Regions from separate parts of the Mus musculus genome. Here region 2 is linked to region 1. A link is a contact called in ENCODE Hi-C or POLR2A ChIA-PET data. All regions are on one chromosome and are shown on one strand. The core of a region is the stretch at or near the end of the contact, and the rest is flanking DNA. Distances in the headings are between cores, read along the strand shown. Region 1 overlaps Gm39833 (a long non-coding RNA gene). Region 2 has its middle 14 kb from the start of Gm26422.

Region 1 (7,701 bases), core at 1,590-4,089:
GGCAATGCACTGCAAGAGTAAAGCCTTGCAGAGACAGGTGTTCATGGCGTCTGTGGGCATGGGCTCACATTCATACAGGTGCTGATTTGCTTTCATCTGCCAAAGTCGCAAATGCGTATAGTCATTTCTTGTAAATTACTCTATTCAACAGAAAAAATAGAAGACTGTATATATACATTGTACTTTTCTAGTGTAAACTATAGAAGCTAAGTAGTGGCTTAAAAATACAAGGATAAAATGAAGAATTAATGAAGCCTACATAATACAAATGCAGATGTTGCAGGAAAAATATCTAGAGAAGAAAGAAATGTTTCTAAAGGAAAAAAAAAAAAAGACCATGGTGCTAAATAAGGATTTGGAGGGAACTAATTATGATGCAAATTGATTAGACATTTAATTAATGTTCTTAAATTTTTCAGACATGCATGAAAGATGAACAAATGATGTCTATAAAGGAAGTTATGAACATCTTGAAAACACACTCATTAAAATGTATTAAAAACATTCAACTCAGCCTCACAAGCTACAGATGACATTATTAAGATAATTACCCTCTTTATTCAAGAAATACTCACTATAGGCTGTGTATTCACTGAGAATATAGAATGTCACTGAAACTATAGAATCCTCCAATAAGACCTTTCTTCAGAAAGTTAAGCATTCTTTATTCATTTAGTTTATTTTTGAGATGGCAGTCTCAAGAGGCTGCCCAGGTAGGTTAGCAACTCCTTATCTCAAGCAATCCTCCTGCCTTAGCCTTCTGAGTATACTGGTCTACAGGTACAGTCCAGTACACCTGTCTAGAAAGGTACGATTTTATTTTTGAACAAGATCCAAATTCACTTTTTAAATATTTAAAAATTTTAAATAAATATAAGCTGGATTATGGCGCAGAATACCTGCAAGCTTTGGGGAGGAGGGAGCTGGTCAGCGAGGTGAGACCTGAGAGTGTAGGAATGAAATGGGTGGGGCTATTTTCCAGGGGGAGGAGCATCTTTAAGTGGGGGGAGGGGAGAAAGGAGAGGGAGTGACATGCTCAGAGAGAAGGATTTCAGATGAGAGGCATGGAAGATGAAGCTGGGTGAATGAGGAACTATTAATATGGAGAACTTGAGCACTAGTTTGCATACCTAAACTTGGATGTCATGGTAGCTTTGAGCAGGATTGAGCTCCCCACAGCCCCACCCCACATGTTTAGTGGAATTTCACAACAGCCCATCTGCAGTAACCACTAGGATGGATTGCAGGAGTGAGTGACTGCAGGCAGAGACCAGTTAGAAAATGGCTGTGATAAATGAGCTGTGAAGTGACAGCCAGGGTTCTGGACAAGGACGGACTTGGCTACAAAAAAAAAAAAAAAAAAAAAAAAAAAAAAAAAAAAGTCAAGAAGGCATGTCTACACAATAGAATAATAGAATACTACACAAAACCCTGTAAGTGTGGTGAGGTGGTGAGTGATCAGACACATAGGATGTGGGGGTGTGGGGGGGGGAGAGGGAGGGAGAGAGGGAGGAAGGGAAGCAGAGAAGGAGATAAGGAGATAAGAAGGAGGGAATGCAGGGTAGAGGGGGGAAGGGAAGGGAAGGGAAGACTCAGAGGCGGCTCTGGAGTCTGAGATTGTCACACAGATTGTCACACAGACAGACAGAATGATAGCAACGTTGGCAGAAATGAGGAAGCCATGAGGACTCTCTGGTTTAGAGGAGAAAGCTTTTCTATGAATCTTAAATACTGGTGTTGGAGCCTAGCATTGAATATCAAGTAAAAATGTTAGAAAGGAAGTCAAATACTAAATACAGCTTCCACTTCCCCTTCTGCTAGTCTTTCCTCAAATACATGGTCAGCTTGTATAACTACGGGTGGGTTTTAGTGCTTGCTTTTCATAACATTTGAGTAAGTAGGTCAGTACTACCTACTTTGTAGATAAGAATCTCTTCTGCAGCCCCTGAAACCAACCCTCCACTTATTGCCTTATGGGAACATTTGACTTCCTAAGGATCCTATCACTATAGATATTGTCCCCAATCCCCTCTTCCTTTGGCTTCCCTACTGTTGCCTATAACCAAGGCTATCAGCCAGCTTTCTTTCCTTACACTGAAGCTTCATTTCCCTATTTATTCCTCCAGTCTCTCTGATGGCATTTAAAAATTATCCAGGTCTGATTCCTCTTCTCTTCTCTTCTCTTCTCTTCTCTTCTCTTCTCTTCTCTTCTCTTCTCTTCTCTTTCTTCTCTTCTCTTCTCTTCTCTTCTCTTCTCTTCTCTTCTCTTCTCTTCTCTTCTCCCCTCCCCTCCCCTCCCCTCCCCTCCCCTCCTTCTCTCTTTTCCTCTCCCCTCCCCTCCCCTTCCCCCACCCCCTCTCTCCTCTTTGTTACTGGGATGCTCTGTATATAACTAACTGTATGATACTTACAGTAAGTCTAAGGGAAGGTTGACCTTTTTTTATTACACACACACACACACACACGATAGCCTTCCTAGGAAACTGAGAAATGATATTTTAGCATCTCAGGAAAAAAAAAAGCCTCATCTAGAACCCCACAGGATAAACCCAACCACCAGATGCATGCCATCTATACCAAACACTGAGGACTTTTCTGCTGAATGTCGCAGTCCTTGTTGCTTCCTGATGCCCCATAGATGGTTGCTCTCCCTTTCCTTGCCTATATTCCAGTCTGCATCTCGTGGCCCTTGTGACTCCTATGCCTTCTAATGTAGACCATCTAAAAGAAAGAAAAACATGCCAGTACCCAGTGAATCCGGGTAAGGAGATGTTAACTTGGTCTGAGGGTGCTGTATCATTCCAGTGGATGACTTTTGGAGTTGTTTTCTTCTGGGGGCCTCCTGGTGCACATCCCCCTCCTGTTCCCTCTGGACAGCTGATTGTGCCCTGAGTGCTCTTGCTTCCCCGTTCTGGTTCCCTGTGTGCTTCTGCTTGCCAGAGTGTTCCTTTTATCCCCTTTGGTTTAATTGCCATGCAAAACCCTCTGTTGAGCTTTTAATTAGCAAGTTATCCCAGTCTGAAAACTGGAAACCCTGGGCTCTTTCGGCATATATTAAACAAGCTAAAATATGAAATTAAAGAAAACAGAGTTTTAGCCAACAGAAACAAGTGACTCATTTCCTTGTGAAAACACACTGGGTTTATGTTACTCTGGCAACAGGATTCCGGAATAGCGTCCTCCTCTCCCCCGTTTGGAGACTTTATGTGTTTCTGCTACAGTCAGTGTTCCACGGTGACCTAATGTTGAACCAAGTCTCTGGGTGAGTCACGAGGCGCAAGAGCAGTGGATTTTCTTTGAGATAGCGCATGCCCTGTCCCTTTGACCAAAGGAAGGAAAGTTTACTTTGTACAAGTGTAAAAGGATCCTAGGAACTCTCGGCCAGGGCTGCTCTGGGACAGAAGTGTGGTCCTGCTGTTACTCTCAAAACACCACCATCCCTTCTAATGTGTTTGAATTCCAAGTGCCTGTTGTTCTAAAGACAGCTGATTAAATCATAACGTACAACCTGTGTGCGCACCACATGGGGAAATGAAGATTTAGAGATTCACTGCACAAGACTCCAGATGTTTCTCGGGATTCACATCATGGGCGGGAACTTCCCGGTGCTTAGGGTCAAAATTTCGACCTACACCACTCCAAATCTCTACAGCAAAAATGTGCTGTGCAAAGCGGCTGCAGTAGCTCTCCTCGGCGAGTTTTTCGGTGCTCCGAGGCTCTTGAGAGGAAGTGAAGAGCGTCTTCAATTTATCAAGCTCTCGCTGCTTGGGATTTTAAGTTTCCAGAAGTTTTGTGAACAGCTTTAGGCATTGGCTGGATAGTCAGGAAAGTGTAACCATTAGGATGAGCTAAGAGTATGTGAAGAGTTTTAGTTTCCCCCCAGTTGCTACCAACTGTCTGCAAAGGAGAAGTCCAGCTTTTCTCAGTTCTGTTTCCCTCCCCATAAACTGTCTTCCCAGTTCTCCTGGATTTGTGGAGAAGGAACACAGTAAACAAACTAGGATTAGACTGGACATTGGGAGAGCATGGGGAGGGATGATTTAGTGACAATGTATACTGCATATCTTATTCCTATATGATGTCAATTTATGAAAAGAAATGCCGGGGAAGAAAGCTGCATAGGTAGCAGAAGACAGCCTAGTTGGCCATCACTGGGAAGAGAGGCCTCTTGGTTTTGCAAACATTATATGCCTCAGTACAGGGGAATGCCAGGGCCAAGAAGCAGGAGTGAGTGGGTGAGGGTATAGGGAACTTTCGGGATAGCATTTGAAATGTATATAAAGAAAATATCAAATAAATAAATAAATAAATAAATAAATAAATAAAATATGCTATGCTATGCTCTGCATGAGCTTTATAGTCAAATCAGGGAAATGTAAATTGTAATGATGAAGAAATAAAAACTATTGCTCAAAGGGAAAAACAAAAGAAATATTAGAGAAAGAATTCAAGTTGAGATAGAGGAGGTTGATTATTTTGGTTTTTTGTTCTGCCTTTTCTTTGAAACTTAGGAAGAAAGCTCCAGTGATATTTATTATATATAATAGAAACAGATGGTAGGGAGACAAAGAAGACGGTTGTTTTTTTCAAGACAGGGTTTCTCTGTGTAGCTCTGGCTGACCTGGAACCTGCTCTGTAGAGGAGGCTGGCCTCAAACTCAGAGACTGGCCTGCCTCTGCCTCCAGAGTACAGGGATTAAAGGTGTACGCCATCACGACCTGGCAATGCAGAAGGTTTTAAGGAGAGCTGGAGGCTCACATCCTCATTGTTAGAATAGAAGTAGAAGCAAAGGACTTCACCTCCAAAACTACACCTGTCTGCCGAGACTATGTCATCTAAACCATGATGCTGCTCTAACAATGAGCTGATGAAGCCATGACATTGTAAAACAACGCCAGATGTTGTTGTTAGTGATAGCAGATGCCTGCAATTGCAGGTGGATGCAAAAGAGTTAGGAGTTGAAGGCCAGTCTGGGCTATATGACACCATGTCTAAGTAAGTAAATAAATATCAATTACATGTGACCCTTCCTGGATCAATCTATCCATCCATCCATCCATCCATCCATCCATCCATCCATCCATCCATCCATCCATTGATTAATCCACTGATCGATCCATCCATCTGCCCATCCATCCATCCATCCATCCATCCATCCATCCATCCATCCATCCAAACAAATATAGCATGACAGAGCTATGAAGTTATTCTTACTGAATTAGTAGTCTCAACTTTTGGCGAATGTTTGGCAGAAATTCTTTTCTCTCTTTTTTACATTTCTTTTGTGCAGCCAAATACCAAGATGGAAAGCAAAAGATAATTTAGGTCAGCGCTGCTGTGTGAAGTGGCCCTGGTGAGCAGAGCCTTTCTCTCCAGTGCAAACAAATGAACAGCACCGGGGAAACATTCGCTTCTCATCAGCCCATTCTGACGTTTCACGTTTTGCTTCTTTTAAAATAAATAAATGTATTTGCATTTTTAAACTGCAAGTTATGTTTTTCCCCCAAATATCAACTCTGTGGGGGGTATTTTAAAAAGTAGTTCATCTGTTATGTGTTGGACTCGTGAGACTAAAATTACAAATCCCCTGTAGGAATACTAATACAGATTTTCTTGTTTGAAGTGAACAGTAACCTGAAGCGATTGCAAAATGGTTTCCATTTATTCAACGAGAGATTGAGAAGGCTCAGCTCTCTGCACGGAGTGATGAAGTAGGTCTCCCATGTTGTGGACTGTCATTCTTTAACCGCTAATGGACCACATCTGCAAACATCTGTGTGACAGTTTGCATATATTTCAAAGTTACTAGGTAAAATATTGAATGTAATGGCCACAAGAAGCATACCTTCAGACATTGACGTGGCAGTGATCACTGGCCTTTATGTGGGCATTTCCTAGCGTGTGTATCAGTGATGGGATGCAGCATTATTGTTAGAAAAGGATAAAGGAAAACTGTCAGATTCTCCAGCTCTGTTCTGCATAAATATTAAGTTTCATTAGAAGTTGTGCTTTTGCAAACTTAGAAGAAATTTTTTATTCCATAAAAAAATGTTTGTAGGAGAATAAATTCTGGGGCAAGCTCCAAAATGATAGAGATCAAAAAAGCTTTCATTAGTTAAAATATTCAAATTGTATATAATAAATACTTACAACATAAGATTTATTAATTTAACTACATTAAGTGAGTATTTCAGGGCTATTAGGTATACCCATAATTCTGTGTGACTAATCTTCAGAACTCCTTTCATCTTGTAAAGTTGAAATTTTGCATCCATTAAGCATCTACATGCCCCCCCCCCCCCCCCACCTCCTACTTCAAGCTCCTGGTAAGAACCTCTCAACCTTTGGTCACAACAAATGGACTGTTCGTGAGACTTGATACATGCAAAATTGCGGAACTGGTCTTTTTGTGACTTACTTTTTCACCTAGCATAACATTCTTAGAGTTTGTCCATGTTTACCAAGTGCAAAATGTATTCCTTATACTGAATTGTATTCTTTCCCTTTTATATGGCTTCATCCATCTATGGATACCTAGGTAGCTTTGTGCTATGGGGTTACAAGTATGTGTTCAAGACTTTACTCAGAAGTTCAACTAATAGCTCATAATATAATTCTATTACTGAATTTCAGAGTGTCCACCATATTATTTAACACATTGGCTGTGGGAAAATTTGCCATCTTCACCAGGTATAAAAGCTCCAATTTCCCTACATCCTTTTCTGCACTTTTTGGTTTCTGTTTCTTTGATCCTAGCCGTCGTAATTGTTGTGAGGTGGTTACTTCAACTAAGTCCAAATACTGACAATTTTAATCAGAGAAAAATATAATAGATATAGGTGTGTAAAATTGCTATAGTGAAGCCCTTTATATGCTAACTTAAACGTTAATTTAAAATAATTAGAAAGTTAGAATCTTGACTGTTGCACACATAGGAAAACCTTCCATTCAGATCTTTCTTGCTATCTTTACTCAGTTTATCTGTTCTTTTTTTTTTAAACTAATTTTTTGAACTTTTTTGCTTTTTAAAATTATTTATTCTTATTTTATATTCTTTCCTCATATATTATATCCTGACTGCAATTTCCCCTCCCACTCTTCCCCCAGCCTCTCCTCCTGCCTCCCCTCTCTCCCCTGGATTTGCCCCTGCTCTATTTCCCCTCAGAAAAGAGCAGAGCTTCCAGGGTCATCACATCACAGGCTACAACACATGCTGTCTCATCAAGGCTAGACAGGGCAGCCCAGTAGGGAAAAAAAGGGTCTCACAAGTAGACAAGAGTGAGAGACAGACCTATTCCCCCATTAGGAGTCCCCACAGAACACCAAGCTACTCAGCTATAACATATATGCAGAAGACCTAGGTCAGACCTAGGTCTCCCTGGTCTCTGCAAGTTCCCATGAGTCCCTGTAAGTTGATGTTATGGGCCGTGTTCTCATGGTTTGTGCCGAACTCTTCAGGGTTCTCAAATCCTTCTTCCTCATGATCTGTAGAACTCCCCGAGCTCTGCCTAATGTTTGATTGTGGTACTCTGCATCTGCTCTCATCAGTCGCTGGGAGAAGTCTCTCTGTTCTCTTTGATACTGATCTGCTAGGCTCTGATCTCAGAATACTATGCAGGCAGGACAAACTTTAGGTTGAAGGTTTTCAAGGCTAGGTTGGTGTACCAACCCCTCCATTTGAAGCCTTTCCTGGTTATAGAA
Region 2 (7,701 bases), core at 3,275-5,774, 160 kb after region 1:
AAGATTGAGACCTTGGATTATGCAAATTTAGCCTTATAGGGTGTCTTAGTGACTTCGGTGGATACAGTTTCAGCAATATAGGGGAAAGGAGAAGCCAGAGTAGGTGACTACAGACAACATCAGCTCTAAAGATAAAGGAAGGAAGAAGGCTGCAGTTAAAAGAGAATGTGAAGTCCAGGCAAGCTTCTGAAAGTGATTTGGTGGTTTGTAGACAGGTTTTTGGTTTGGTTTGGTTTGGTTTGGTTTGGTTTGGTTTGGTTTGGTTTGGTTTGGTTTGGTTTGGTTTGGTTTGGTTTGGCTTTGCTTTGCTTTGCTTTGTTTTCAAGACAGGGTTTCTCTGTGTAGCCCTGGCTATCCTGGAACTCACTCTGTAGACCAGGCCGGCCTCAAACTCAGAAATTCGCCTGCCTCTGCCTCCCAAGTGCTGGGATTAAAGGCATGGGCCACCCACTGTATATATATACCCGGCTGTATACAGTTTTTAAGGGGTGAAAAGGGAGTGTTTTCCTAAGATGAAAGTGGCTGCCATATTTTTAAATGCTACTAGGAAGAACTGGGTAAAAAAAATTAAAGATAGATGTGAGAGACAGAATAAATTAAGAGTTCCTAAGAAAGTAGCTACGTATAAAGTCCAGGGAACACAAGGAACTACTAAGGGACAAATGTCCTCTGCATTGTAACTGAGTGCTAAGTGTGTGTGTGTGTGTGTGTGTGTGTGTGTGTGTGTGTGTGTTTGTGGTGGGGTGTAAATCCTTTGTGGTAGAGCCTTAGATGGGGTCATAGGATAAGGATATTTAGGAACTCTGTGTCTAATGGTTTTAATGTGTGATATGAAGAACAGACTCAAGCCAGGCACTGAGAAAAGGGGCACACACTACTCAGGAATGAGCTTGGAGGAAGGGAGATGAGTTCAAAAGTGGCTTTGGGAAGGAATGATAGACAAATGTCATCAGGAGATTGAAGGCTACATATATGTTTGAGATCATGAGTATATGAAACCTGGACCCTTTCTTGCCTGGGCTTACAGAAGGTAAGGGTGTGTAGTGGCATTCTGAAGCCAGCTCCCTCCCCTCCCTTCCCCTCCCCTCCCCTCCCCTCCCCCCCTCCCCTCCTCTTTCTTTCTTTCTTTCTTTCTTTCTTTCTTTCTTTCTTTCTTTCTTTCTTTTTCTCTCTCTCCCTTTCTTCCTTCCTTCCTCCCTCCCTCCCTCCTTCCCCCTCTCTCTTTCTTTCTTTCTTTCTTCCTTCCTTCCTTTCTTTCTTTCTTTCTTTCTTTCTTTCTTTCTTTCTTTCTTTCTTTCTTTCTTTTTCTCTCTCTCTCCCTTTCTTCCTTCCTTCCTGCCTCCCTCCCTCCTTCCCTCTTTCTTTCTTTCTTTCTTTCTTTCTTTCTTTCTTTCTTTCTTCCTTCCTTTCTTCCTTTCTTTCTTTCTTTCTTTCTTTTTCTCTCTCTCTCCCTTTCTTCTTCCTTCCTGCCTCCCTCCTTCCTTCCCTCTCTCTTTCTTTCTTTCTTTCTTTCTTTCTTTCTTTCTTTCTTTCTTTCTTTCTCTCTCTCTCTCTCTCTCTCTCTCTCTCTTTCTCTCTCTCTTTTTCTTTCTTTCTCTATGTCTCTTTTCTTCCATTTTAGAAAATGAAAGGCAAATTAATCTTTGTGAGGAGGAAGTACACAGTTATTCCGTTACAGTACCTTGTCAAAAGGGTGTAAGATAATGCTGCAAGGACCGTGCTGTAGGGAGTGACTGTGTGTAAACAGGAGGTGACTGATCCTTCAGCAAGTGTCTGCTGAGTGATGTTTGGGAAGTCCTGAAGAGGGGAAAGAACACTTGAGGAAAAGGTACTTTACCAAACAAGCTGGAAGGTTGGGAACTTGTCAGCAAGAGGAATGTTCGAAAAGGTAATTTCAGAGGTGGCGACAAGTGACAGAGTGTGGTTTTGGAAGAAGTGACCAGAGAGTGATGGAGAAGGCAGACATTGGGGAGTTGGGTGGAATCAGGAGCAAAGAAGTTGCATGAGGTGGGCATTCAGTTAATACAGAAGATGAAGGGTATTACAGTACACAGTAGAAGACTGGGAAGGTCAAATGATCCAAATCTCATTTTGTTTGTTATCAAAGTAGGGGAAGCCTAGGTGAAGCAAAGAGAGTGACATAGATGACACACCACCAAGTTTACCTCCTAACCTTAATGGACTAGTATGGTGTGCCTGTGCACATATGTGGGTGGGTGTAATGCTGATCAGAAAGGGCCATAGGATAAGGTGTCTCCTAAGGACAGAGGAAGGTTTTAAAGAAGGCAGAAGAGTTAGTGGGCATGGAGAAAAATCTTACTGATCATGAATAATGATGACCCCCAGAGAGCAGGGTGAAGGATCTCAGATGGAGAGGCTGGAATGGGGTTGAAACAGCACTGGATCAGAGCCATAGCCTTGTGTAGACAAATCTGCAGAAACAGAAAGAAAATGTGTGTGTGCATGGGATAGAGATAAGAATGGAAACTGACTAAAAATGTATAAGAGAAAACCTTTGGACCTGATAGAGATGCTGTGCTAAAATTAATTGTGGTGCTGTAGTTACAGCTATGTGAGAATGTCACAACAGTTGATCTGTAGATTGACGATGAGTGAATTTATTGTGTGAAAGCTATATCTAAGGAAAACTATTTTAAGTTCTTAAAGAACCATCCACATTTGAAGGTTTAAACAGATAAGTCACCTTCAAAGAAGGTGTCAGAATAGCAGACAAGCATGAGACACTGTTCAAGATCATTAGTACTTAAAGCGAAAATCAGAGGCACATGGTGTCATCCTAGATGCTGAACAGAAAAGTGGACAATGTCAAATGCTGGGGAGGAGGAGACTTCAATACTCTGCTGCTAGAAAAAAAAAAAAACTAAGCAAAATCAAAACCAACTTCAAACCTAACCTCTAAGGCTCATTGTCTCCATGGCTACATATGTATCCAGGAGAAATGAAAGCACATCCCCAAAGCATGCAGAAATGTCACAGCAACTTTTTGTTAACACTCTTTATTGTAAATAATCTGAATGTTTTTAAGTAGTAAATAGATTAAAAAAAAATCATTGTGTTTCATAAAATACCAGACAATGGAGTGGAGGTAAAGAGAGAGAGGGTCACAGAGACAGACAAAGAGACAGAGACAGTGGATATATCCGTCATGAATGAATCATATAATTCTGTTGCTTAAAAAAAAATCTATACCCTAAATCAATAAGTAGTAAGGGAAAAAATGCTGACACCATTGCATATACTAGCAAGATTTTGCTAAAAGGACCCAGATATGGCTGTCTCTTGTGAGACTATGCCAGGCCTAGCAAACACAGAAGTGGATGCTCACAGTCAGCTATTGGATGGATCACAGGGCCCCAATGGAGGAGCTAGAGAAAGTACCCAAGGAGCTAAAGGGGTCTGCAACCCTATAGGTGGAACAACATTATGAACTAACCAGTACCCCGGAGCTCTTGACTCTAGCTGCATATGTATCAAAAGATGGCATAGTCGGCCATCACTGCAAAGAGAGGCCCATTGGACTTGCAAACTTTATATGCCCCAGTACAGGGCCAAAAAGTAGGAGTGGGTGGGTAGGGGAGTGGGGGGGGGACTTTTGGGATAGCATTGGAAATGTAAATGAGGAAAATACCTAATAAAATATTTTTTAAAAAGTAGTAAGGGAAAACAAATAAGATAATTTTATTTATATGAAGGCAGTTCATTGTCTAGCTGGGGACTGGGGTGAGTTAGGAGGTAAGCGGAGAAACTGTGAAAGCTACAAGAAGTCTTCTGAGAGAGGTAGACATGCTTGTTAATTTTAATTTGGTGATAGTTCATAGGTGACCTAATACCTTCAAACTCATCAAATTGTGCATCTTAGTATACAGTTTTCTTTGGAATATCTACACTATATATAAACTACGTGTGTGTGTGTGTGTGTGTGTGTGTGTGTGTGTGTGTGTGTGTGTGTAATATTTCTTTTTATGTCTCCTGGTGTAACCATTTATTTTTCAGCAGCTAGCAGCAAGTCACAAGAGAAAGCCAAGGCTCCCATTATATAATGTCCCCTGACAAGTGTCAGAGCATCTTAAAAGCGGCCACTGACTCCTTCCCTCTCATTACCCTATCTTCAGGCAGGATGCAGCTTTGCATCCTAATCTGAGACCTAATTGAAGCCATTTTAAGTTAAAGGGGGTTGTGGGGTAATGAGGTAAACCTAAAACACAACAGCCTATGAAAGGATACAAACGCAGGGATACAGACGCAGCCACTCTGAGATTTCTCAGTATTCTTGTTTGGTTTTTATGGTCTCAAATCAGCTGTCTTTCACAGGCCAGAAGAAAGGCTCCAATACAGCTTCAAATTCCCTTTATTAGAGCCTCACAGCCAAAGGGAACTAATTCTCCACGAAACCACAGTTTACAGGAAAAAGAAGAAAAGGCCCTATCTCACATCCAGGGCTTGCAATCAAAAGGTGGAGTCTGGAGGACTGGTTCCTGCCGTGCAGACAGGGGGACAGGAGTGAGGAGAGGTGAGCAAAATGGAGACATGTTAGCCAGAAAGTTTCCATCACATCCAGGATCCTAAACTCTGGCAATATGCAGACACTGTGTTTGTTTGTTTAGTTGTATTCTGTTTTGACTGGCTGTGGCACCAGGCCTGCATTCCTTTCCCAGAACTGCCTTATCCAGAAGATAACTGGTAACAGTCCCCAGGAGACCCTCCCTCGGCCTATCTAGAAGGCATTTCCTATTTGCTCTTTCTCAACCATAAAACAGAAAAGTAAGGTAATATTCACTTTTTACCACTCACTAAAATAGCAGCTGTAATTTCTTTTTTATCTTCTTGCCCCATTTATCTTTCAAATCCATTTCTCATCCCCTCTCTAGCTGCAGCCAAGGATGTTTATATCTAAAATGACTCAGGAAGGAAGTAGGGTTTGGCAGACACTCGCCTGCTTTTATATGCCTTGGGAACAGGCTCCTCACCCACTGAGAATAAGGTCAGTTTAATCCACTCCCGTGGGTAAAGTTAGTCAGCAAGGACTTGTTGAATCACCCTGTCCGAGTTGCCCAATAACAGCAAAAATGAAGCAACTTTGTATTGTATTAAGAACAACTGTTGAGTTAGGAATGGGGTACTATTTACGGTGATATCAAATAACAAAAGATGCTTCATTTTACGAATGTCAAAACGTTTACATTTCAAGTCCTCTTTGGCTCTGATGGAAGTTGAAAGTTGTTGTTTAGTAGGGTTATTTTTCTTATTGTGTTTCTCTCTGCCATCAGAAACACAAAACTAAACTATCATCTTTTCATATTTTATTTAAAAAAATGTCTATTTGCTTTCAGAATCCATTATGAAAATAAAAGTCATTTCTACCCTTGTCTAAACCACTGCTCTCAAAAGTACGTTCTTTGTTAGTTAGTTTTCAATATTTCCAAATTCACTTCAAAGAGCCTGGTTAATATTTAAAAGACTTTTCCCGAAGTCTTCCACCTCAGGCATAATTTTTATCTTCCCATGAGCATCCCTGCTGTAGGCCAATTGGGAATTCTAGTAGAAGAATTTAAGCTTCTTGTGGTCCAAATCTACCAATAATTCCCAGACACATCTTTTTCACTGGCTCTCTTAACTGTGCTTTTTCCTCTCTCTCTCCCTCCCTCTCTGTCCCCTCTCTCTCCTACCCTGTCCCCACCCCCAGTATAACTATATAATTTCTAAGCCATCACTGTGAAGTGCATTATACCATTTGTCTTTTAAACCTTTAAGGCTTATCACAGACCTAGTGTCATCCGTGAGGCAGACGGAAAGCTATTCAGCTTCTCCATTTGGAGGGAGGATGGAGACAGCGAAAGCCCAATGGCTTTTCACCAGTCATATGGCAGGACGACCCTGAAAGACTGAGAAGAAAACTAGCCAACTGCCTAACTCCATTCTCTCCACTCTATGGCTCAACCCACCAGAGCTCACTGTCCATAATTCTCTCAGCTAGTTCACAGGAGTTACGCAAGCCGACCTTTCTATTTTCAAATTATAGACATAAACTGCTAGTCCCTAACTGTTGATTTTAGACATTAACTTCTTCTTATGCTAAGCGGAGATTTCACCCCAGCAACCCATTTTCTCCACACAATGCATTTTCAATCACATTTTGTGATTCTGAAATCAACACTTCTAAATAGTCTACCTTCCACGTGTTTACCTTGGTTTTGTTGTTGTTTTTGTTGATGTTTTGTTTTCAAATGACCTGTCTTATCAGCCACTCCTTTTCCCGATGGACGTACACCCCCGCGCCCACTCCCCAAGTCCTTTGGCTGAGCTGTCTGCTTCCTGTACCGCAGTGCTTTCTAGATCCCTGCATCTCTCTGTCGCTCCTTTCAGTCCTTCTTTTAAGTGGAAACATCTCAGCTTCTCAAGGAAGAGATAAGAGAAATACAGGTTCTGGTTCCAGCATGTCAGGAAACGTCCTTTCCTGTTCTCACATTTGATTAATCGCTGGGCTGGATGTTCCATTCCAAGGTTAAGATCACAATCGCCCAGATTTCTTTTTTTTTAAAAGCCATTGCTCCATCACTGGCCCAAAGCCAGTGGTGGTGAAAAGTCTCGTTTGAATTTGTCCCACAAATCTGTATTGATTGCTTACAAAGGACCAGGCTCTGCTCAGAATACAACAGGTCATAATGACACAGAAGCCCCACCTACAGAGAGCTTCCTTTCCTGTTCTGAAAATGAAGTAGAAAATCAATGAGAAACCAACACAAAAGGTGTGTGTGGCTGTGCACACCTTTAACCCCAGTGTTCAGGAAGCAGAGGCAGGTGCAACTCTGTGAGGTGGAGGTTAGCCTAGTCTACATAGGAAACTCCACACCACCCAGGCCTACACAGGAAGACTTTGCCAAGGAAAAGGCCACATAAATAAAAGACCACAAAGTAGGAGGAGAGTAGAGACACTTCTTTGCGACAGTGGCTGGGACAGGCTGTACTATGGAGGTACCACTGAGTTGAAACCTAAACAATAGCAGAGGGACCTAGGAGACAGTTGAGAGCAGAGGAAACACTAAGTTTGAGGATTTCCAGAGGCAGAACCAGCTTAGGTGTTTCAGGTAGAGATGCTTGAGGAACTGAGAGACTGTGACACAGAAAGGTGAGTTCACAGAGGAGGTTTGGTCCTGCTCAACCCATAATGATTCTCATAAAATATGGAGGTCACTTCTCATTCATTCTCCTCCTCCCACTCTCCTTCCCTTCCCCTACTCCATCCCCTCTCCCCCTCTCCTTTCCCCTTCCCCCCCCCCTCTCTCTCTCTCTCTCTCTCTCTCCTCAGTGGTATGTGTGTGCACAGGTGTGCATGGACTTCCTGCATCGCCCCAGGCAGATTCTCAGTGAACCTGAAGTTCAGGTTCAGCTAGACTAGATATCAAGCAAGCTCTATGGATCCTCCTCTCTCCACCTCCCCAGCCCTGGGACTGCAGTTCTACACCAGCTTTCCTTTGTGCTGAGCTCAGATCCTTGGGCTTATGTGACCAATACTTCACTGACTGAGCCACCCGACATAGACTCTTCAACTGTATTTTATCTGAAGGTGTATCTGAAGAGAATAGAGAATAATGTTGATATATGTAATGTCTGTTGCATGCAGCCACATCATTTTCTGCAACTTTCTATCACCTTTTCACTTAAGAGAATATGTATGTGCTT

Evidence for each region. A loop is a pair of places that touch in the nucleus more often than their neighbours do. ChIA-PET counts read pairs that join two places held with the same protein, here RNA polymerase II (POLR2A).
Region 2: a loop to region 1 is called in a map of heart, with 2.8 times the contacts of the local background. The contact joins two enhancer-like sites. A Hi-C loop is called at or near these places in 1 of 37 maps with a recorded cell type or tissue (heart). POLR2A ChIA-PET finds 5 or more read pairs at or near these places in 1 of 5 experiments (Patski).

What each region holds. Positions count from the first base shown.
Region 1 is chr2:61,135,897-61,143,597 of GRCm38, forward strand. The region is part of intron 2 of Gm39833 (a long non-coding RNA gene); the gene reads left to right. Among named protein-coding and RNA genes, the nearest start is that of Gm39833, 12 kb to the left of the region's middle. Within about 2 kb of position 2,840, at least 1 of the 3 ENCODE cell types and tissues checked has a DNase peak (open chromatin) inside an H3K27ac peak, as active enhancers do; it is heart, where a contact is called at or near this core.
Region 2 is chr2:61,290,792-61,298,492 of GRCm38, forward strand. No RefSeq gene overlaps it. Among named protein-coding and RNA genes, the nearest start is that of Gm26422, 14 kb to the left of the region's middle. Within about 2 kb of position 4,525, at least 1 of the 3 ENCODE cell types and tissues checked has a DNase peak (open chromatin) inside an H3K27ac peak, as active enhancers do; it is heart, where a contact is called at or near this core.